4 separate regions of the Mus musculus genome follow, and regions 2, 3 and 4 are each linked to region 1. A link is a loop called in an ENCODE intact Hi-C map of the cell type or tissue named here. Cell type or tissue: left cerebral cortex. All regions are shown on one strand. Each heading gives the region's core, and the rest is flanking DNA. Links, peaks and the distances in the headings are about the cores only. Region 1 holds the start of Olfr957 (olfactory receptor 957). Region 2 holds the start of Zfp202 (zinc finger protein 202). Region 3 holds the start of Olfr148 (olfactory receptor 148). Region 4 holds the start of AW551984 (expressed sequence AW551984).

Region 1 (6,057 bases), core at 413-5,412:
TTACAATGTAAAAGCACAGTAAGCACCTGTCTTAAAAACATAAATCTCTTTCAGCATAGGACCTCAGAAGAAAATGGCAGAAGGAAATTTCTCCATTGTGACTGAATTTATCCTCACTGGATTAACAGAGAAGCCAGCGCTACAGCTGCCCCTGCTCTTCCTCTTCCTAGGAATCTATGTGGTCACAGTCATAGGAAACCTGGGCATGGTCATGCTCATCCTGTTCTCTTCTCACCTGCACACCCCCATGTACTTTTTCCTCAGTAATCTGTCTTTCGTTGACCTCTGCCAGTCCAGTGTCATCATGCCCAAAATGCTGGAGAAATTTGTCATGGTGAAGAGTGTCATTTCTTATGCAGAATGCATGGCTCAGTTTTACTTATTTGATGTTTTTGCTGTTTCGGAGTGTCACATGCTGGCTGTCATGGCTTATGATCGCTATGTTGCCATCTGTAACCCCTTGCTATATAATGTTACCATGTCTTACAAAGTGTGTTCCTGGATGGTAGTGGGGGTGTATAGTGTAGGCTTGATTTGTGCCACAGGGGAAACAGTCTGCCTGCTTAGACTGCTTTTCTGCAAAGCTGGTGACATAAACCACTACTTCTGTGATCTTTTACCACTCCTGGAACAATCCTGTTCCAATACATTTATCAATGAAATACTAGGACTGTCCTTCAGTTCATTTAATATTACTGTCCCAGCTCTGACCATCCTCAGTTCCTACATCTTCATCATAGCCAGCATCCTCCGCATTCCTTCCACTGAAGGCAGGTCCAAAGCCTTCAGCACCTGCAGCTCCCACATCTTGGCTGTTGCTGTCTTCTTTGGATCTCTAGCATTCATGTACCTTCAGCCATCATCAGTCAGCTCCATGGACCAAGGGAAAGTGTCCTCTGTATTTTATACCATTGTTGTGCCCATGCTGAACCCCTTGATCTATAGTCTGAGGAATAAAGATGTCAAAGTTGCCTTCTATAAGGTTGTAGGAAGAAGAGAATTCATGTGAAATGAAGGACACGCTTTAAGCAAAACTTTACAACTGAAGAGGCCCCTGAAGTGTACAGCGAAGACATACAGCGCACCCTCATGAGTCATGGGGTTTTATGAATGCTTGTTTATTTTGAATAAAATGCACTGGACTCCGAGGATGAAGTCCACTGCCACTCTGGGTGACCCACAATCTAACTGTCTGGAATTACGTATATTACTTTTAAATAGGTTTTCAAATAGCAAACACATTTAGCTATTTTGCTTTGTAAGTCTGGAACACTGTTCTTTTTAGGTAAAATTTATTTTTGTTAAATCAGACAGTAATACATTTTCAGTAACATTTGAATTGCTTAATATTTGGAATTCTTGAACTTTTAAATTAAGTGTACTGGTAGTCACAGTTTTGAAATTATCACTTTTAAGTGAACAATTGTAACCATTTGAAATATAAATAAAAATACAATCTTAATTTTACTATACTCATAGAAATATGATCGACTATATATGAATAACTAATATGAGATTTTCTACTTGCAATGATAGACTTTACTGAAAGAGACTGAATTCTTTATGCACATGGTGGCAGGCAGGGCTGTGACATTCCTTCTGACACAGTTTCAGGATTACATCACCACCTTTGCTTCATAGGCCACTTTGTATCTTTCCCAATCTTCAAGGAAAGTTCATCCATTTAGTTTTTTCCTCATGACACTCTTGTGCCGAAGACACAGCTCAGAGACTGAGTGCAAACTGTTCTTGCTGAGACCTCAATGCTGATTCCTAGTCATGGTGAGCAGCTCACAACCTCCTTTAATTCTAGTGGCATCAGATTCTCTAGAGCAGCCCTCAAGTGCACAAACCCATACTCACTCACACATGTACATGTTATTAAAAATAAACCAACATAATTTTAAAATGACATTCTTTTACAGTTACATTCAGCTCAGCCATTTATTCACATAAAAACGGTAAAGTGGGAACATCGTTTTTCCGACCCCTGAACTTACTGCCATTCTGAAATGAAAAATGCATTGATATTTTGAGGAACCTGGAAACAGGTTTCCATTCACAAAATCCCTACCCTCTCTCAATGAAGCCAGTCTCTCCGGTGTCACCTAGACAGTATAAGGCTTAGGTTGTGCTGGTGACACCAAGGAGCCCCCTCGACGTATTGTGTCTTGAAGAAACTATCCCCATCACCCGACCCACTAGCTGTGACACTATCCACAGGAGGCTCAATTGCTCGAACTCCTTCTGGCGTAGTAAATGCAAGGTGAATTCTTTCGTCTCTCCTAGAAATGGTTCTCGGAGTCTAGCAGACAATACATTTCTGTTTTGTTTCTGGGGCATTCTACATACTCTTTGGTATTTGTGCCCAAAGAATGGAATACACAAGGTGGAGGATTTTCTGCCTGTCCAAATCATCTTTGGATTTTCTGCTTCGTTCTGTTGTTTGTCCCTGCACTACGATGTCAGCTGTGGCTTTCTGGTCTTTATATTTACAGACTTTAAGTATCTAGTCAGTATCTTGGATCTGTGATGTGTATCTTTGAACAAATCCCTGCAGCACAGGGGCTGCTCTGGCCTCTGTCTTCTACTTACTGTGCTTTATCGCCCTCTGGTGGATAGCGAAAAATTTCCATCTGCGCGTTAGGGAAACAACAAACAAGAACAAAACAAAAACATCAACAACAAACCCTCTCTTGGCCAAGGGTCACTATGGTTTTAATAATTTGACAAGAATGAATAAGGAAAGAAGTTTATATGCAGATTTCTTAGGAAATTTTAAAGTATGGATATTCCTCTGTAAATATTTATGAAGAACATTTAAATGAATTTATTTCCAATTTAAAAATAAAAACACAGAGGTAACAGTTTCATGCTTGAAAGAATCTACTGGATTTTTAAACTACAAAGTGATTTCTTCCATATCAAAGTCTCCCATATCTTTCTTTATCCATGGGGTAAAATTTCATGTTTTCCTCCCCTATCCTAACCCACACTGCTCCGTGCCATATGCTGTAATCACAATAATCTAATTTCACTTATCTAGAAGAATCATTTTTTCTAGCAGGTGATATTAAAGTCCTATACTTTCTTTTCCTGTCTTCAAAACATATAATTACTGCTTTTATTGAGTGGTTTAAATTATTCTTCACGAGCACATACTTTTCTCTTTTCTGTATAATGTTAATGCACTTTTACCGATCTCCTAAGATCATGACTTTGAAATTAATGTATTTCTTTTATGAACTTTTTGTTGTAAATAAGGTGTGCTTTGCAAGCCTGCCTGTCAGTGACTCAACCCATGTCACTCCCATCCCTGCCAGATACAGCACATTTCTACCAGGGACAGGCACCTCTTTCTAAAAGGCCCTGGCCATCCATCCCAGATTGCTCTTTCTGTCATGTTTATTCTCTCTCTCTCTCTATCTCCCTCTCTCTCTCTCTCTCATTTCAAAATTGTCTTTTGGTCTCTCTGCTCCCCCAATAAACCTCTTGGGTTAGGTTTCTTTCTTTCTTCCTTCCTTCCTTCCTTCCTTCCTTCCTTCCTTCCTTCCTTTCTTTCTTTCTTTCTTTCTTTCTTTCTTTCTTTCTTTCTTTCTTTCTTTCTTTCTTTCTTTCTCCTTCCTTCCTTCCTTCCTTCCTTCCTTCCTTCCTTCCTTCCTTCCTCCCTCCCTCCCTCCCTCCCTCCCTCCCTCCCTCTCTTTCTTTCTTCCTTTTTTCTCTTTCTTTACTTTTTACTTTTTTAAATTAGATATTTACTTTGTTTACATTTCAAATGTTATCCCTTTTCCTGGTTTCCACTCCAAAAACCCCCTATACCCTCCCCTCTCCCCCTGCTCCCCAACCCACCCACTTCTGCTTCCTGTCCCTGGCATTACCCTATATTGGGGCATAGAGCCTTCACAGGACCAAGAGCCTCTCCTCCCACTGATGACCGACTAGGCCATCCTCTGCTACATATGCAGGTAGAACTGTGAGTCCTACCATGTGTTTTCTTTGGTTGGTGGTTTAGTCTCTGGGAGCTCTGGGTTAGTTCATATTGTTGTTCTTTCTATGGGGTTACAAAACCCTTCAGCTTCTTGGGTACTTTCTCTAGCTCCTTCATTGGGGACCCTGTGCTCCACCCAATGAATGACTGTAAGCATCCACATCTGTATTTGTCAAGCACTGGCAAAGACGCTTAGGAGACAGCTATATCAGGTTCCTGTCAGCAAGCTCTAGTTGTCATCCACAATAGTGTCTGGGTTTGGTGGTTGTATATGGTACGTATCCTCAGGTAGGGCAGTCTCTGGATGGTCATTCCTTCAGTTTCTGCTCTGAACTTTGTCTCTGTAACTCCTTCCATGGGTATTTTGTTCACCCTTAGTCATCAGGGAAATGCAAATCAAAACTACACTGAGATTCCACCTCACACCAGTCAGAATAGCTAAGATCAAAAACTCAGGTGACAGCAGATGCTAGATAGGATGTGGAGAAAGAGGAATACTCCTCCATTGCTGGTGGTATTGAAAGCTGGTACAACCACTCTGGAAATCAGTTTGGCGATACCTCAGAAAATTGGACATAGTATTACTGGAGGATCCAGCAATACCACTCCTGGGTAATATCACACCCAGAAGATGCTCCAACATGTAATAAGGACACATGCTCCACTATGTTCATAGCAGCCTTATTTATAATAGCCAGAAGCTGGAGAGAACCCACCCACATGTCCCTCAACAGAGGAATAGATACAGAAAATGTGGTACATTTACACAATGGAGTACTACTCAGCTATTAAAAACAATGAATTTATGAAATTCTTAGACAAATGGATGGATCTGAAGGATATCATCCTGAGTGAGATAACCCAATCACAAAAGAACACACATGATATGCACTCAATGATACGTGGATATTAGCCCAGAAACTTGGCATACCCAAGATACAATTTGCAAAGCACATGAAACTCAAGAAGAAGGAAGACCAAAGTGTGGATACTTCAAGCTTTCTTAGACGAGGGAACAAAATACCCACGTTATGTCCTTGGCCTGATCTCTTAGTGTTACATCTTGTCCCTCAATCTCACAATGTTTCTTTCCATCCCTTTATCCTAAGACTTCTCATTTTATTTGCAGAATATTAATTCTGCAACTGAATCATTAGATGATTTTTATACAAATGAATGTGGACTAAACTTACAGTACTAAAAGAACTACTAAGTTTTATGTCGAGAGGCCTTTATATTGTTTGTATGGGAATTTGGTAGTGTCTTTGAGACTTTTGCAGCAGCTTTTGTTGGCTCTTGTTCTTAGCATGAGAGGCAGAATTCTGGAAACAGAATAACCACCCTACCTATTCCTGATGCATTTGCTTTGGGGTTCTTGTCTCCATGGTTTGAATAAAGAAATCCTCTCACGCCTACAACAATATTTAAAGGCAATTAAACACTGCCAAGAGATGAAGAATTAGTCTTCCTCAAGAATGAGCCCCCTGTTTCTTTATCCAATACCTAAATCATCATCCCTAGAAACAAACACTTGCCTGCCACACTGAGCAGACTGTGCCTGTTGTATTTATGTATTGAATTGCTTATATGCATGTGGAACAATGGATAAAAGAGACGATGCTGCAAATTGCAGAAGTGGGGAATATCAGACATGGGGTGAGGTTGAAGGGAAGAGAGAAGGGGAAAAATTATGTTATTATGTCTTAATTAAATAATACTAAGAAAAAAGAAATTCAGGGACCACACATGGAAGGTGAGTTTTAGAATGAAACATTTTCCCTCATATGGGGAGCTGTAGAGAAAATAACAACGTCAGAGCTCCTTTAGAGGAGACAGAGGCTCCAGAACTGAAACACTGTTGAGTCACTTTCTTGGGTTAATAAGGCTTTATGAGATAAAGAGAAGGAGGGGAAAGAGCCTGGTCAATATATTTCCCATTCTGAATGGCTGCAGACTGGGCATCCAGTGGTAACCAGGCAAAATTTCTTCCCCTGATGACATGACTATGATAATGAATTTTTATGTGAATTCAAGATATACCAGAGACATAGACATACAAAATATCTGAA
Region 2 (6,057 bases), core at 661-5,660, 680 kb before region 1:
ATTTAAGAACCGAGATAATACATATTTTAAGAGAAAAAAACCTGCATATCTGGCCATTATGACCATGTTCATTAACCTCCACATGAAGTGAATCATCCTACATTTAATGGGTAGTACCCAGGATTAGTTACTGACTTAAATAATGTGCGTCAATCTTTAAATACAAATTTAAGGCAAAATGCCACAAATTAATCTGAAGCTGAAAATGTAAGGGACATAACACTTGACACCCACCAGGAAGAAAACAGCATTTATTATTTGGCAGCCAAAGTTATGCAGATATATTAAAATTCCCACAACAAATACAGGCAACAATAATCTTACAACAGAGAAAGGATCACTTAATAGGAAAAGGATAAATAATAAGACAATAGCTGGACCCCAGGAGTGGATGTAGGTAACTCAGGAAAGTTACTGTCTATGTGTATACAACCAATACATCCTGGCTACCTAGTGCTCTATGCTAGGTGATTTCCTTCTGGCTTGGACTGAGGCTCTCTTGCATATATATATGACAAAGGTTGGGATCTCTGTGGTTTGACCTAGCAGAATCTGAGAGCACAGAGGAAATCCCAGCAGTCATTCCTCGTGGGTAGTTTAGTGTCTTTTCCTTGGTAAGCTGGGACCCCTAAGCAAGGATATGTTCCTAGACCTGAATCATTCTTCCAGGTAGTTTGCGGGGAAAGAAGCTCAATAAATACACGCCTCAACAGAAGTACCGTAATTAGTGGGTGCCAGCGCTCCTAGGTGATAAGTCCTTCATTCAGACAGCTGTAGGAATTGGGTATTAAACATTCTAAGTTCTTTGGGGAATTTATCAATCAAGTCTACCTTGCTTTACTGTTCAATAGAGACAGACTGCTTTAGTATCAATGGTGAGAAACTTTGAGGGGAGAAGTGCACAGATTTGATTCAGTTCATAAGCATACACTGAATATTATATCTCCTACTATTCCAAGTGCTGAGCAGAGCGGGGAAGAAGCCGTGACAAAGTTGATCAGGGAACAGCAGGAACTTTAGCACTATCAGGAATTCACATCGAAACCTAGAATAAGATCTGACCTGTGATCAGCAATGGGAAACTCTTTATCAAGGGAATCAAGAAAATCAAGGGAGCTGGTTGCAAGCCTTTACTCTCAGTACTCATGAGGCAGACGCAGGCGGGACCCTGTGAGTTCTAGGCCAGCCTAGTCTTTACAGTGAGTTCCAGGACAGCCAAAGCTATATATAGAGAGACACTGTCCTAAGACAAACAAGCAAGCAAGCAACCAAACCAAACCAGAAACAAACCCTCATCAGTATTTCATCTTAACATGCCACAAAAGATAATAGAGCATTTGGCTTTCTGTCTTAAAAGCATGTAATATCATAAATAACTCACACTCGAATGGTAAGATCACCCATCAAAGATTAGTCAACACTACTAGTATTTGCAAGTCTTTGTCCTCAAACCTCTGTAAGGCAGGTACCAAGAGGGAGGTCTGGCCAAAAATAGTGTTTCTCAAAATGGTCAATACAGAACACAGAGCACCACTTCAGTCTTACATGCGGATTCATGTATGATAAACTCCATACCCACTATCTGGGCAAAGGAAGTAAATTTGAGGTTTCATGCAGAAAAGCACAAACTTATCCAGCAACGCTGACATTCAGGCAGGAGAGGAAAATAAAACAGAAAGCCTAGGGTTGTTTTATGCCTGTGTTGAGTGGTATAGTCACCACACCTGTATATTCTGAAACGACAGGAGTCCCTCAATAGTGATGTAGGTCTTGCAGTGGCCTTGGAATGACTGTCTCCTGCAATTATACAGGTAGAATGCAAAGGGTGTGTACATAGGAGACAGGAGGAAAGGTCAGCAGCTGTCTTAGAAGAAAAATGTACTGCCTTCCTCCTAACCCTTTTATGTTAGGCAGCAATAGCAGAAAGTGACTCAAGATATTTGATGGCCTCCAAATATCCCACTGTCACTTGCTTCTCCTAGCAAGCTTCTCACAGCCATCCTGACACTTCATTGAAACTGTTTTCTGGATTAAGGTCCATGGGGCTGCTTCAAAGAAAAAGCTGCACAGAGAGATGCCTTGTGACTTCGTTGCCCCAAGCTTTCCCTACTGCCTTTCACCTGTAGACTATGGACAGAATAACCTGACAGCAAAACCCTAGATGTGGCACTCCTAACCACGACCAAGACGATAAGCTGGACCTAGAGATCTCCCTTTGGGGAGTTCTGCACAGAGAAAAGACAGCGCTATCCATGTGTAGAATACGAGACAGCCACAGCCCAGGGGAAAGTGTGTGAGAGGACCAGGTCGGCCATGGAATAAAAAACTAGCAAACTTTCAGTCCACTATGGAAAGTCCCGCAGATGGTGAGATGAGCTGGAGAAGAGGTCCCCGAGCTGGTTGTCAGGGGTAGGAAGAAAGAAGTTCAGACAGTGCAGACAGTAGCCTCTAGCTCTACAGGGAAGTTCTGAGCCTGTCACTAAGCCAGGTGAGAGCCACACGCTAGACGGCCAAGGACTGGCAAGGATCACAGGTGATAAGATCGCATGTGAAGGGGGCGGGGTTCGCTGGGAAGGAGGGAAGGCAAAACCTGCAGGGAGGGCTCTGGAGCAATGTGCGATGCAGAGTGAAAAGTCTGAAGAGAGGGGAAGGTGGGCGTCAAGGGGCCTAGGCTACACCCCACTGGCTTCTAGCGCACCGGAGCGGTTGGTATGGACGCAATCCGAGGGGCACAGTGCATGTCCGCAGGCCCCCAGAGGGGGCGGAAGGAGGTGGCTGGGCAGAGAAGCCTGGAGTGCCACCCTTGTCTCCGGACGTCCCGGCTCTGGCCGCGAGGAGGTGACATGGTTACAACGCCCAGGCCGCGGGGACCCCGCCGCCACCCCTTCCCTGGCAGGCGCTGTCCCCCGGCGCCGGGGGGGCGGGGTCTGCTGCCCCTCCCAATGCTCCTGCCCTTCCCTCCCCGCCCGCTGCGGTGCCCGCTCGCCGGCCAGGTCCCCGACACTCACGTCTCCCGCGGCTCCGGCGGCTCCTCCCCTGCCCGGTGCTCCCCCACCCACTCCCGGCCGAAAGAGCCGAGCGGGATCCGAGTCGCGCGGGGCCCAGCGGGTCGGAACACGTGGGTCCTCTGCGCCCGGAACCGGAAGCGACCACTCGCCCCACCTCCAAGGGGTGCTGGAGCCTGTCTAGGCTGTAGGAGGTTTGGTCCACTCGTTGTGTTCCTGTTGGTCGAAGCCTGGGGCTTCTCCAGTGAGACCCATGCCGGGAAGCATTCCCTGGACTGCTGCCCTCTATGGCCAGTCCCCTTTGCGGCAAACCCATCACCTTCCTAGGCGTGGTATTCATTGTCCACTTCCTACAGGGTTTTGTTTTCATCTTTCATGTTGGTTTTGGTATCTACATCTCCACAAGAGAATCCCCTCCTTCCCACGCAGTTTTCTTTTCCTTCAAGCATGGAAGAATAAAAAAAGAAAGGTTTAGATTTGAATGCTGGCTCCTTCATGCACAGCTGTTGCCGGGCCGCCAGAACATCTGCCTGTCAACTCTGTCCGTCTTGAAAAAACACAAACTGTTGGTCTTAGAACTAAAAACTGGAAGGTAGACTGAAGCTCAGTAAGGAAATGGTGGTGTTGTCTATTAACCTTTGTGTGCTATTTTGGTGCCTCTTTGCCACTGTCTTCCCTGATCTAAGTTGTTCATTTTTGTCTTTGTCCCTAACACTTCTATAGTCCATCTTGCCCTGAATGTCACATGGTGACATGTGCAAGTCTTCTCCTTTCAGCCATTTCTTGAAAACCGTTTCCGTTCATGGGACAAACTGCTCGAGACTGCTTAGCATACTTTGAACTGGACATGTTAATTGCTTTTGCTAGAGAGGCAGCTGTGTTCTGCAGAGGGTGTTACAACACCCTTGATCAAAGCTTTGTTGAAGCCCCAACTGGAAGACTGTTCTTCGGTCAAAGGAGTGGATGGAGTCTACCTCTAGCCTGGCTGAAGACCGAGCAATCGTGAGATTTAATCCAGTTGTGCCCAGCCAATCACCTGACCACCCCACCAGAATGCAAGTTCACTTAATACCGTGGTAAAAGACATGGGAGTTGGTGACGGTATCCCTTTAATGAGATAGATAATGTACTTTTTCAGAAACCTGATTCTGTTCAGTTCAGGCAGTCAGTGCCAGAATGGGCAGGTCTGTCTGCCCTTCTGAGTCCTGACTAAGGTATACTTTTCCCCTCCTCCTCCTCTTCCTCTTCCTGTTCCTCTTCCCCCTCCTCCTCCCCTTCGTTTTTTTTTTTTTTTTTTTTTTTTTTTTTTTTTTTTTAAATCTTTATCTGAGGACACTGGACAGAGCCAAAGTATGCTTTTTCTGTTACTTGGAGCCTTTCTATTATTTTCTGAAGTATCCCTCCCTCTGCTGCACTATGTGACTGCTTACAATGACAGGTTTGTTTTCTTCCTCTTGTCCATTTTCTTTTTCTAGGCAGGGGCTGAAACTGAAATTTAGTTTGCCTGCTCTGTTTTTTTTTTGTTTTTTGTTTTTTGTTTTTTGTTTTGTCTAATAAAATTGTCTTTGAGGTTTCTTCTTAGTGCATTTTAAAATTCTATCGTTAATGGGGCTAAGTACCCCGAGAAGGGTACTAAGTAATGAAGGTTTAGTATGAGAATTTGCTCCTCCAATTATGGAGGCTGAGATGATGGTGCAGGATCTGTGTGGACTGCAGAATGGAGAGCTGAGAAACTGGTGGCGACATCCAGCCCCAGAACAGGTAGGTGAAGGTGGGGTGTCGCTGCAAACCCGGCATCAGCAGGTTCCAGGATCAGGTTCTTGGTATATCAGGATGAAACAATGCCTTGCCTTAAAAGAGGGTATTTTGCTCTCTCCTGCCTTTCTCTTCTATTCAGCTCTCAACAGATTGACTGAGACCCACTGATTCAAGTGCTAATAACTTCCACACTCAAACACATGGCAAGGGTGTGTAAGGGACACAGATTTTTGTCCAGTTATCTGGGCATCCCTTGGCCTGGTGAAATAGACACAGACTTTTCCTGGATCAAGTTTGGTCCTTTGTTCTCTTCCTTTCATCACTGTTACTTTATTCTCTGTAGATTGTTAAAGATGACTCCATTTTCTTTTTTTTTCTTTCCATTTTTTATTAGGTATTTAGCTCATTTACATTTCCAATGCTATACCAAAAGTCCCCCATACCCACCCACCCCCACTCCCCTACCCGCCCACTCCCCCTTTTTGGCCCTGGCGTTCCCCTGTTCTGGGGCATATAAAGTTTGTGTGTCCAATGGGCCTCTCTTTCCAGTGATGGCCGACTAGGCCATCTTTTGATACATATGCAGCTAGAGTCAAGAGCTCCGGGGTACTGGTTAGTTCATAATGTTGATCCACCTATAGGGTTGCAGATCCCTTTAGCTCCTTGGGTACTTTCTCTAGCTCCTCCATTGGGAGCCCTGTGATCCATCCATTAGCTGACTGTGAGCATCCACTTCTGTGTTTGCTAGGCCCCGGCATAGTCTCTCAAGAGACAGCTACCTCTGGGTCCTTTCGATAAAATCTTGCTAGTGTATGCAATGGTGTCAGCGTTTGGATGCTGATTATGGGGTGGATCCCTGGATAAGGCAGTCTCTACATGGTCCATCCTTTCATCTCAGCTCCAAACTTTGTCTCTGTAACTCCTTCCAAGGGTGTTTTGTTCCCACTTTTAAGGAGGGGCATAGTGTCCACACTTCAGTCTTCATTTTTCTTGAGTTTCATGTGTTTAGGAAATTGTATCTTATATCTTGGGTATCCTAGGTTTTGGGCTAATATCCACATTTTCTTATCCAAGGCAATTTCCATTACTTTCTAGATAGCTTTGGGTAAAATCCATGGAATTATCAATTCCAATGTAGAGCTGCTTTTTTTTTTTTTTTTTTTTTTTTTAGTGAACATAAGGTATAGCAATTGAGATAATAACACTTTTCTCATACAGCCTGTTTCTGAGTGTATGTGTTCAATTTAATACCGAAAGGAATGTACAATAATCCTTTTAAAATGCTAAGTTTTGA
Region 3 (6,057 bases), core at 405-5,404, 100 kb before region 1:
CTTGCTGCCTAAGCCTCTGTGAGTTCATATGATTTTTGCTCATGTTGATTTAGTGGCCATTGTTTCTGTGGTGTTGCTCATGCCTTCCGGCTCTAACACTCTGTCTCTTCTTCCTCTGGGTTTTCTGAGTCCAAAGGGGAGGAATTAGATAGAGATATCCTGTTTAGGTTTGAGTGTTCCAAGGCTCTTATTCTCTGGTAAATATCTGGCTGAGGGTCTCTGTATTTGTTCCCATCTGCTGAAGGAAGAAGAAGCTAAGAGATAAAGTTTTGTATACCATCATTAAGTGTACAATTCATTTCTGACCATGAAATGTTATATTCTGGAAAACTCTCCTTAAGGATCTCTTCACTTCCTTGTTCCTCAATGAATATATTAAAGAGTTGAGCATGGGTGAGACAATATTATTTAATATCTGCACCACAGCCCCAAGCAGAGGGTTTGGTGTGCGCTGCAGGTAGATGATGATTACAGGTCCATAGGCACAGAGAATGGCAGTGAGGTGGGCACTGCAGGTGGAGAATGCTTTCTGCCTGCCCTCTGCTGAACGGATCCTCAGAATGGCAACCCCAATGTGTACATAAGAGACACAAACACTGAAGAGAAGCATCAGAGCCAGAAAGCCAACATTGATGGAACCCACCTTCCGGGCCAACTTACTGTCAGTACAAGCCAGGGGTAAAACTGCAGGAAGATCACAGAAGAAATAGTCCACTTGGTTGGATGCACAGTAGACTAATTGAAAGGTTAAAGAGGTCAAGATGGTGGCATGAAGACAGCCCACTAACCAAGCTATTATTACCAAGCTCACACACACTCCAGGCTTCATGATAAGCATGTATCTCAGTGGGTGACATATCGCAACATAACGATCATAGGCCATCACAGAATAGAGGCATCCTTCAGTAGAACCCAGAAGGTGATAAAAGAAGAGCTGGGCGGCACATCCTTTGTAAGAGATGGCTGGACTCCTTACAGAAAGATAAAATAGCATCTTGGGACAGGTTACTGATGGGAACAACATGTCAAAAACGGATAGAAGTCCCAAGAAGAAATACATAGGTGTGTGAAGGGTAGATGAAGAAATGATTGCTGTAAAGATGAGTGAATTTCCGAGCAAGGTGAAGAAGTATATGAATAAGAACACCACAAAGAGTAAAGTCTCCAGTCCTTGTGTCTGGGGTATTCCGAGAAGAATGAATTCATTGAGTAGTGTGTAATTATCCATTATCTTCAGAGGTGGTCTTGGTGGAAACAACTGTCAACTATACATGAAAACAATGAAGCAGAATAAATATAATAAATTCAACATTAATATGCTAATCATCATTTGTGATAAAATCTAAAGTCAGTCTCTTGGCCTGTTCATGGTTATGAAACAATACCCATCATTACACAATACTAGATACATCATGCAGGAAAAAATGCTTGATTAATTGATATTCAGGAGTGCGTGTAGATAGAACACACCTGGTTAGGGTGCACTTTTTGGTAAGGACTCCCTACTGAGTCTGGAGGCAGTAAGTTTGGCCTCAGTGAATCAAAGGTTAACTAAAGAAAGAGCATCAAATAGTCTTTTCTAAGAGATTAACTGGAGAGTGAACTCATGAGCCCATTAGTTCACTATACAGGAAAATGTCTTGCACTGTATCGCTATAGTTCTATCTCTGCATACTTCAAAAGGGAAACTAAACACACACACACACACACACACACACACACACACACACACACCACATAAATAGACACACACACACACTAAATTTAACAATTTATTTTAGAAGAGAATCAAATTTAAATTTAGTTTCATTAGACTTGTCTAATCATCGCAGATGATGTTAAAATTGAATTTTAAGTATTTTCCTAGAAATACTTGCGATTAGTGAGTATTAGTATGATAATCCTTCCTGATTTTCTGTGATGTTTAACAAAATGACCTGAAAACTCAAGTTTCTGATTATTTGATTATTATTTTCTGATTATCCAATCATTTGCAGAGTTATTCAAAGAGTTCATCAAACAGACTACATGGTTATCAGATGTGAACTTGGGGGTCACAGCTTTCTTAGAACAATACAACAATACAACAATTGATGAGTTTCCTCTCATCCTGCTGCTGACAACACACTCCTGCTCTGTGCTGTTTTCTGTCTATGGAAGGATAGAAGCAAGCTCCTGAGACTCAGACATCTTTTCGAGAGTTTTGTGGCTAGTTGTCTATCTCAAAGGTGTGGTTATTAGATATTTTTGTAACAGAAACTATAAAATGTGTAGTATAAAAATACTTGAATTAATACAAAATTATATATGATCATTTTTATAGCCTTAGATACCATATTCCAGAATTACATATAATGGTGTGTATAGGTACTGGGCTTATACCATGTTTCCTTTTCACGGAGTGCCTAATGTGGCATAATTCATTAGTTCAACTGTCTTATTTCCCTAGTGCCATTTGATAATGTTCATAGACAGCGTATCCTATCAAGTTCTTTCAGTTTTAGTTCTCTGTGTTTTTAGCTGGAAGGAAGTCAGATTTCTTTTTTTGTTTTTTACTATCCTCTATTTCCAAAGAGGTTAGTTTGAATTTATTCCTAACTGTAGAAGAGGTCTTGGCCACTGGGTGGCTCTCATGCTATGCATCATTCTGCATAGCCTCCTGGGATGTTTCAGAGCCTGCAATTAATGCACAACAAATAGCTGTCATTTAAGTACTTAGTATTTGAACACATTCTTAGCAAACACATTTAAACAGGTAGTCTAGAAAACTGTGGGTTGTGATATGTGAGCTTCAAACTGTGAGAAAATAATGAATAAATAAAGGTAATATTTTGCAGTCAGAAATCAAGGCAAAATAGATGAGGAAGTAAACTTGAAACTGTGTGTTTTTCCTATCAACCACCCACTAAATGATTATTGTTGATTAAATTAGAATATATCCCCACCCTAGAAGCACTGTGAAGTTTAAATATGACAATGTTCATGAAACAACTTTGAGAATTATAGACTTCTATTGCTATCTTCTGGGAGAGGGGGCCATAAGAGAATGAAGATACGAGGAAATATTTTTAAGATTTTTTGTCTAGGTTGGTATAGGATGAGGACCACCTTGGGCTTGGTTTTGGTTAAATGATAACCATTGTTTCACAAAGTCACTGTAAAAAGTACATAAGATAACAGTTTTGGAAAGCATTGATACATAGTGTGATTTTATCCAATCATTTATTGTGATTATACTTATTATAGGTAGCTTTGTGTTAGAGATTTTAAGAAGATGCCTGCATAGAGGTAGTAGTTCCTAACTTAAGTCCAGATGGGATCATTCAAAGAAGCAGGGTTTGGCCAAGACCAAACAAAACTGGAATGCAACTTTTAGAAAGTCACCCCATAGGAACACATGAGACAAATTGAGCCATACTACAAGAACTGTTTCCAGTCTCCAGGGAGTCAGGTTGCTTACTTTTATATATCTTTGTCTCATAATTGTTTTTCTCTCTGTAAAGAATACACTAAAACTAACTTTTTATGCATAATCACATTATAATTCTCAGAATAGGACAGATGTTCAATTAATTGGGAACAAAAAATAGCTCCATTCCAACATGTCTGTGAGACAGAGAATGGGGAAAGGAACCTGGGCATCCTTCTAAAGGAGAAGGAAGCCCCCATAGTCATTTTCCACACTAAATCTATATCTCTGCATTCCTGGAGAGAGGACAATACAAAACTGAGAGACGCAGGAAGAGATGATATGAACACTTACAGGAAGAGTGGATTATAAATGACTCAAAGATGAAAGACAGAGTTCCCTCCTTCTGCTATCAGTTTCGTCTTTGTAGGTGTGCACTCCCCACCATAGTCTTCTCCTTTCCCCTAGAATTGGGTATCTAGTTTGCAGCTTCAGATCCTACTTGCTCTTCCTTTTCAGTCAGAATCACACACAGAGGTTGTTGTATATCTGCTGGGACCTGGGGTGATTTCCTTTGTCATGAGAAGCTAAATCATCCTACATCTGTGGAACTTCAAACGGCTTCTTGATCCCTGTAGAGCCCCATCCTCAATCTATCCAGAGGCTCAGGGAGACTAAGCCCTCTGAGTGTAGGAAACAATTAAAAGCAGAGAAGAGTTTCACAGTATTCAAGTGGGACCCAGCGTGTGAATCCCTTCAGACCTTGTTTTGAGGGTTGGTTTTTATCACAATGTTTGTTTTATTTATTTATTTATTTACTTTTCTAACTAGGGCAAGAATTTCATTGACTCCTAGTGTTTCCAGGGACCTTAGGGATTTCATTTGCTCAATTGTTCTTGCTTTCAGGTTCTGCCTGATTCTTTATTTCTTATCACTTCTTGTGTCCAACTGATCAGAAGTCATTCACAAAGTAATACAAGTTTAATAGAGGCAGGAAATGCTTTTATTCGAACAAGCGTATACTTATTTCAAGCAGAAAACTCTTCTAATATGAAAACAAGGGGGAAAATGAATTATTTTCAAATATTAAGTAATGGTATACTTAAGAATGACAGACTTTTGGATTGATATATCAAATCTGAAATAGTCTTAAATTCTAGTCTTTCACACTATAGTCATTTACAGAAAACAGATAATTTTATCAACCACCACCCAGGCCAAACAGACTTGTATGAGAAGATAAAGAAAATTATTACGAAGCCCCAAAACTTCCTATTACCTAGTGGTGTGATAGAAATGAAAAAGTCATAGAACATTTTGTTTTCTATTTGTTCTGGTGACAAAGAAACCTACTATATTGCCAGTCATGTATGCATTTAGTACATATAATCTTGAAAAATATATCTTTAATAGTGATATAACCACTTTATTGTTAGATTATATATTATTATGCATTTACCATTAATCTAGACTGTACTTCTTTTATGTACATAGAAGGGAAACATACAAGGAAAGAGCATGCCATCAGAGCTTATGTGCCCTGCACTTGGGGGTACCTTCCACTGCCTCAGGAGCAAGTAACGGACTTGTGGCATGAGCTGAGTGAAGTTCCAGAGGAACTTGCAAAGGGCCCATTTTACCAGACTGTACCTGAAATTAAAGCCCATGATGGTATTTTGTATTACTTAGCCCCTTCATTACCAAATATTGTCTTTGTCACTTAGTTATTTTCATGTTCTTTTATTTTGTATGTCAAGGGCTGCATGTGGAGGCCAGAGGACAACTTTCAGGAGTCAGTTCTCACCTTCCACCATTTGGATTGAGATTAAATTTAGATGGGCAGGCTTGGCAAGAAGCACCTTTGCCTACTGGGTTATCTTTCTGCCCTGTTGAGATTTTGGATGATCTATGCAGATCTTCTCTGCTGGAAGAATAGGCTAGAATACAGTCTGATGCTGTAGACAACCTTATTTCAGTTTTCGTGTACTTTTATACATGAATGTAAAAAATTCAAGAAAATTTGTTAGAATTCAGAAAAAGCATGATGAGAAAAACATTGTAAATAAACACCAATCAACACATACTAAATATTAACAGAGTAGCCTTTTGCCAGAATTTTCTCAAAACAGACCAATTTAACAACAATTCCCAGGCACATACTATAGATTATACCTGAGAAAGCACAAAAGCAAGGCAAAAGGTCATATCCAGATTCAGGGTATGTTGACCACATTGTGTTATAAAGCTATGCTCTGATATTCAACAAGAATAAACATGTCTTATAAGTTGAATGCAAATGTTTGTCAGAGCAGTAGTGAAATCAGGTCTAAGAACAATACAGGGAACAAAATATACCTGAGATAAAGGTCCTCTGCTCTTTCCCTCGAAACTCTCTCACAGTTCCCCGTGGTATTGTTCACCGTGGGCTGTTCTTTTGACTGTGTTCCAACGCTGACTCCTCATTCATTTTATCCCTTTACAGAATAAAAGCTATGAGCTAGACCCTTCAACATCATTCATGTGGAAATATCTCATAAACCATAGACCACACCTGCTAGATAAACAAGTAGGCTGCCCACATACTTTATTCTCTTTTCTTGTTTCCCCAGAACCAATAAATCAGTCACATCCCTAACAATGAAACAGAA
Region 4 (6,057 bases), core at 396-5,395, 95 kb before region 1:
GCTCTTTGATAGCAAAGACCCATTGCCAAGGAAAATATCCATACAACTCTGAATGTGGAAATACTGACCTGGTGCCTACCTCTAAATTCTAATGTCTTTGATGTGGAAGATATTCTGCAGGTTACTGAAGAGAAATATAAATATGAACCCATCTACCAAACCTTTGGCCTACAACCTGCCTTACCTGTAAGATATGCCAGGGCAATGGTAACACAGAAGTTGTGAGAGTAGCAAACCAATATCTTATTTGACATAAGGCCCACTCCATAAGCTGAAACTCATACTCAATACTGCTTGGGTGACCAAGAACAAAAGACTAAATAGTCCAGAGAACTAGGGAAAAGTCAAATACTATTGATCTAACAAGAACAGCAACAATAACAGCAACAGGTATCAATACAATGATTCCCAAAGGTATTCTGCTATACTGATAGATATATCTATCATCAGAGAAGCTTCCTCCTGCAACAGATGGGAACAGACACAGAGACCTACAGGTAGACATTACTCTCTCATTAGAGAGAGTCCTTGAAAGACACAGCTCTACATGGGATTTTTCAACTGTGCTAATTTCCTGAGAGCTCAAGGAATCCCTTAGAACAGGAGGCAGAAACACTGTAAAAGCCACCGGGGATAGGGTCCTCTGGGTATATAGTATAATGTATTCTTAGTATTTTATGGAACTCCTGACTGAATGTGCCCCAATGAATCTCTGATTTTTGTTCCTGCTCTTGGGGGTATTTTCTTTTTGTTGATTTGACTTGTGCAGCTTCAATGTGATAGTTTTGCTTTATTTTCTATCTTATTCTGTCATATTTTTGGTTGGGAAGAAAGAAAGAAAGAAAGAAAGAAAGAAAGAAAGAAAGAAAGAAAGAAAGAAAGAAAGAAAGAAAGAAAGAAAGAAAGCTGGAAAGGAAGGGAGGAAGGAAGGAAATGACTTGTGTGAAAACTGAAGGTTGGGATAAAGAGATTATTAGACAGTCATGAACAGAGTTTAAGCATTATTTTTACAAATGTCTAATTAAAGTTAAGAAAGAAGAATATACAGAAAATGGAAAAGGTACAATATTAAAGGCTGGTAGCTTTCTGAAGTGATGAAGAGAAAACTCAGTGTCCAAGGACATGATAGATGCTGGGTAAGAAGTGACCAGAGTCACTTTCCAGCATCCAGGGGCCTCTCTGAGTTACTTGGGGGAAGGGCAACGCTTTCTGCTCCTGAGGCTTTAATAGAGAAACAGTCAGGTGATTGCTCAGCTGGCAGCTGGAGGAACACAGTTTGGGACTTCTGAACTAGGAGAGATGGGAAAAGAGAGAGTGAGAAAAGAAAAAGCAAAACTTAAAAAAAAAGACAGTGAGGAAAACAGTTTCAATGACAAAGATAAAAATGAAAACAGGAACATATGTAAGGAAAGTGTAAAAATGGTAAATGAGTGCAAATGTCTACTACAATAAGGGAAAACTGTGCTCTTTTCAAGACAAAGAAAACAAACAAAAGAAAAAGAAAAAGAGAGACAGGAAGAGAAATGTCCCAATGGCTTGTTATAAGCCAATTTTTATGAGGTCATATTCTCAATCAAGATTTCTTCTTCTCAAATGACCCCAGCTTATGTCAAGTTGAAATAAAACTAGCTAGTACTGTTGGGTAATCATATTCCTATCTCCTCTTATTGACAAAATACAAATTCATATACCAGTGCCTTTCATATATACACAGATGTATGTACAATATGTATGCATATAAAGTGACGTTTTTCTTTAAAGGTTTGATCATTGGACTCATGAAAAACTTTAAAATGGAAAAAGTAAATTACACATTGTTTTAAAATAAAGTTTGGATTTATGGTTAACTATAAAGTTCTATTTATTTGTGTATATTTGCCATAAATACTCCCCAATTCTGCTTCTTACAAGATGTGTGTCATGTCTCCTCTGTGGAAGACAAGTTCTAGGTTTTTATTTCAGCACAATGGAGGAAGAAATCTGTTTAGTATGCCAGGTTTTGGCTTTTGCTGGTAGATAGTCCAGCAGACAGTGAGCAGCACCAGATGTGATTTCTACAGTGTGTGCCCTGAACGGAACATAACCTGGGGATGGAAGCCAGGATACCTCAACTTCAACTCAAACTTCAAACTTCGAAGCGCTGATGTAAACCCATTGGTAATTAAATTTGTTACAGAAGCACCGCATTTCCACACCGGGTCTTTCTGTTGTTACAATTTTAAATGTTCACGTGAAGAAGGATTTGCCTGCCTTTGACTTTGCCTGGTCTGTGATCCATCCTCTGCATCTTGGAAATTTAACAGGGATTCTCTTCCTTGCAGATGCTTCAGTCATAGAGTTGCTATGTTACAGCAGAGCCAGAGAGGTGGGCGTGTTTTCCAGGAAAATTAATCCGCAGCTGTTTTCATTTTTCTTGACTCACAGCACCGGGATTTCTGGGGAAGGTAAGAGCCAGCGCTGCAGACATCCCTCTCCCAGCTCTGAAAACACCCAACCACTCCCATCCCGGACATTGCCTTCCCTTCCCCGGCTCCACTTATTCAGGAGGCCCATCCCCCTTTAGGGGCTTGCTTAAACTGCAAGAGCCAAGTGTGGGGAGTGGGTACTTGTGAGTGATTTCTGCGCCATTGGAAGTTTATCGGGATGCAAGAATCCTTTAATCATCTAATAACCTCAAGCAAGTCCCTCTTGTTCTCATCTGTCTTAAACCGTCTCTTTCTCTACTTCCTTAAATCTTTGGCGCCTACTTCTTCAAACTCTGAAGTTCCTTTCCTTTCAGTCAATTAAGTTATCAGCTTTATGTAAAATTGTGCCATGGGAGTGCAGTTAGAACGAAAACTGAAAACTGATTGGAGCTCTTAAGTTCTTAAAATAAATAAATATCAGGAAGTCTTGAGGTGCTAAAAATCAAGAGCAGACAATTGAAAATTGAAATTACCCCCCCCCCCAAAAAAAACTATGTAAGCTCCCCTTTCCAAGTCTCCTCCATGGTTAGCTTCTAGTTCCCAGCAGCCAACAGCAGGGGAGTGGCCAGCTGTTTCTTCACACTCCCGCCCCCTTCACTGCAGTTGTTCTGCCCTGAGGGTCCACACCGGAGCTGATCCCGGGTGACTCACTGAGAAGCCCTCGGTCTTCCACGTCCACCACCAGCAACAACAGGTTCTTGGATCTTGGTCCCACCTGAGGAAACTCTCTACCTTAGATAGACACTTTTCTCATTTTTTTTTCCCCCCGAGAGACAGAATGGAGCCTTGCCACAATTGACTGTTTATATGAGAAAGGGTGGAGTGGTCAGGAAAATCCCTCCGCGAGCGAAATTTACTATGAGGTTAGATTCAGGAAATAAAGGATATTTGTTTTGTTTTTCACTACAGGTGACTGTGGTCTGCCTCTCTCCTCTCAACCTCCTGCAGTGGCCACTGCCAGCCTGAGATCTCTGCTGCCAGACACAGTACATCTTTCAGCCCTTGGGTGAGTCTCCTGCTCTAAGCTTCCTATTGATATTAGGCATTCTTTTCCCTGGCCTCATGCCTTTCCTATACATTTTGTCTTATTTAAAGGACGCCCCCCGCCCCCCGTATTTTTTCCTAGATACTCTGTGTTTTCATAAATTATCATCTGTTGCAATTCTTGCTTTGCTGTCAAGCGGTAAAACATTTTAACAGCCAGGATTTATTCCGCAGCTGTTGAAGAATAACAAGTTGAGCCAGAATCATAGCTGCTGATTTGTGGGAGTGGGTGTGTGTGAGTGTGATCAACATGCAGATTGCGCGCTCGCTCTCTCTCTCCCTCTCCCCCCCCCTCTCTCTCTCTCTGCGTGTGTGTGTGTGTGTGTGTGTGTGCCCGCGCGCGCGCACGCGCTGCCTATACTAAGCAAATGCTGTATCACTAAGATACGTCACAACTCAGATTTGTAATTGCTATTAAAATGAGGATGGTTGGCCCAGGAGTAGCACTGTCCACTGCTTTGGAAGCTTTGAGGTAGGGCTGTGCCACAAAGAAAGACAAAAGCCCTTATTTGCATAGTTGTAGGAAGGTGGAGGTATTTAAATCAACTGCCCCTTCAGCCGGTTCATCAGCATCAGAGCAACAGTTGTCCTGAGCATGCTGTGTGTTCCAGGCAGTGCCGCTTCAGCTCCAGTGAAAAGTACCTTTGTTGGTGCCTGCCACTGCAGCTCAGGTCATTTTTTTCTCTTTTCTTTTTTCTTTTTTCTTTTTTTTTTTTTTTCACAACGGGGGAAGAGAAGCTAGGTGATGATGATCAGATACAGAATGCTCTCGTGGAAAAATTTACACCCATCATAGGTGTTAGTGCAAAAACGGTGTTCACTTGCGTGGGTTTTTAGTCTCTTTAATAAAAACATTAAGAAAGAAGCTGACTTAGAAGGAAGTTCCAGGATGGTTATATTAGAGTTGGAGGAAAGAAAGACAAACCACTTGGCATCTGCTAGAAGGAGAAGAGAGGCTATCCATGCCCTTAATATAGGCATTTATGTGGCTGTCAAAGGAGAGTTTGGGTCTATAGAGAAACATCTAGAAAGCTTGCCCTACTACCATAAGCCAGTAGGCAATAGAGTCCTGTGTGACAGAAGCTCTGTGAACTCCACATTGTGGGAAGGCTAACAGTTACCAGGGTAAATTATCTCGTTAAGAAGACAGTCCTTTCTCTTTAGCTGGCTACCTTTTGGAGAGGCTCCTGACCTGGTGACTGACAAGCCCAACTGTATTAACTCGTAAGATAAGGATAACAATATATAATGTATGGCTCTAACCAGGGCCTTAGGTACAACTCAGATTTTATTCTTTTCACCTGGAAGAAGTACCTCTCCTTTAATTGCTCCCCCACCACACCCTGCAAAGCCCTCATACCTCCCCATTTTCACATGGTATTTTCAATCCTGAAGTGGGGCCAGGCTCATGTTTCTCTTCCGAATGTTACCAAAGCCATCTGAAAGGGAAGGGTTCATCATTCCTGATGGACTTCAGGGTCCTTAGAACCTGCATAGCTACCAAACAGGGAGACTCAAACAACATACGGACTCCGTGATAGGACAGTCATGGCCATCATAAAGCATGAACTCCTTCCATTTTTTTTAAAAAACCATAACATGTTCTAGCTTTAAAAAATATTATACTATTATAGAAACGAAATGGGATATCTTACTTTTAAATTGAGCTTATGTCGCATTTATCTTATACATGTGTAAATTAGAAAAGCTGGGAGGTGACCTTGGTGATGTATTTGCATTCTGCCCTCTAGGACAACTCACTTACAAGGAGCCAGAAGGCAGAAGGCAGACAACCCTTGAATTGCATAGCTGCTCACATAGGTCTCTGAGTGGTGTGAATGAGATAATAAGCAGGAGATGTTTATTGAAAAGTAGTGACCATGACAACAGGAACACTGCTGACGTCATTGATGAAAGCCTTCTAAGGATCTGCCCCAGGTCTAGAAAGCTCGTCCATATGATTGACACATTTTCATGCTGGTATTATGGTTCTCATTTTAGACAGGACATACTAATGCTTAGTGGGGCTAAACTTATGACACCTATTCAGTAGGTATGAGATGCACTGTATTAGTCATACTTTAGGGAAAGTAGAATTATTGTATAAAGCAGCCTCAGACATTTCCTGTTAGTGGACACCTCAGGACTCATATCTTCCCACCTAGTTTGCCATTTAATAAAAACCTTATCTTTGACATCTCCCTCTCCTCACACCACATCCTTCTTTCTAGCTCTAAAACAGTCACTCTGCATGCATTCTGCCAGAGAGATGTCAGGTGGTGGTATTTGAGTGCTTGACTCTAACGATGTACTATAGGAAATGATGCATCTTTCCACAGAACCGCAGCTTCAACATGGTGCGTTCTGGCGGCTTACTCACTAGCATAAGAGATCCAGGTAAGCAAGAGCCAAGACTCTTAGTGCTGGATTCTTTAGAAACTAGGGAGTTCTGTGGGTGTGACTCTAGCACATCTTGTTGAACTACAGAACCCTGATCTTTCCCTAGTGGCACTGAAGAGCATTGCTGTGACTCTGTCCATCAATGATT

What was found. Hi-C counts contacts between places; a loop is a spot of excess contacts. Peaks named below come from ENCODE experiments on the same cell type or tissue, not always from the same donor. Only the 100,000 strongest peaks of a DNase experiment are listed, where the experiment ranks them.
Region 2: a loop joins it to region 1, with 2.7 times the contacts of the local background. A loop is called at or near these places in 2 of 42 quality-filtered maps.
Region 3: a loop joins it to region 1, with 16 times the contacts of the local background. A loop is called at or near these places in 16 of 42 quality-filtered maps.
Region 4: it touches region 1 in a loop (4-fold over the local background); 16 of 42 quality-filtered maps call a loop at or near these places.

The regions. Positions count from the first base shown.
Region 1 is chr9:39,505,735-39,511,791 of GRCm38, reverse strand. Olfr957 (olfactory receptor 957) reads left to right here and starts at 74. Exons shown (of 1, transcript NM_146745.2): 1 at 74-1,009. The coding sequence starts at 74. The coding sequence ends at 1,009. In left cerebral cortex, for the core only: a CTCF peak has its summit at 2,625 (motif pointing left); a DNase peak (open chromatin) is centred at 2,607.
Region 2 is chr9:40,189,389-40,195,445 of GRCm38, reverse strand. Zfp202 (zinc finger protein 202) reads right to left here and starts at 3,130. Exons shown (of 7, transcript NM_030713.2): 1 at 3,009-3,130. In left cerebral cortex, for the core only: a CTCF peak has its summit at 2,773; DNase peaks (open chromatin) are centred at 2,665, 3,157 and 3,780; H3K4me3 peaks cover 1,609 bases; H3K27ac peaks cover 1,079 bases.
Region 3 is chr9:39,608,740-39,614,796 of GRCm38, reverse strand. Olfr148 (olfactory receptor 148) reads right to left here and starts at 1,228. Exons shown (of 1, transcript NM_146505.1): 1 at 296-1,228. The coding sequence starts at 1,228. The coding sequence ends at 296. In left cerebral cortex, for the core only: a CTCF peak has its summit at 2,622 (motif pointing right); a DNase peak (open chromatin) is centred at 2,632.
Region 4 is chr9:39,600,629-39,606,685 of GRCm38, reverse strand. AW551984 (expressed sequence AW551984) reads left to right here and starts at 3,034. Exons shown (of 20, transcript NM_001199556.1): 1 at 3,034-3,159; 2 at 3,375-3,471; 3 at 5,849-5,906; 4 at 6,016-6,057. The coding sequence starts at 5,864. In left cerebral cortex, for the core only: no CTCF peak of the experiment used is centred there; DNase peaks (open chromatin) are centred at 2,604, 3,462, 3,826, 4,062 and 1 more place; H3K4me3 peaks cover 861 bases.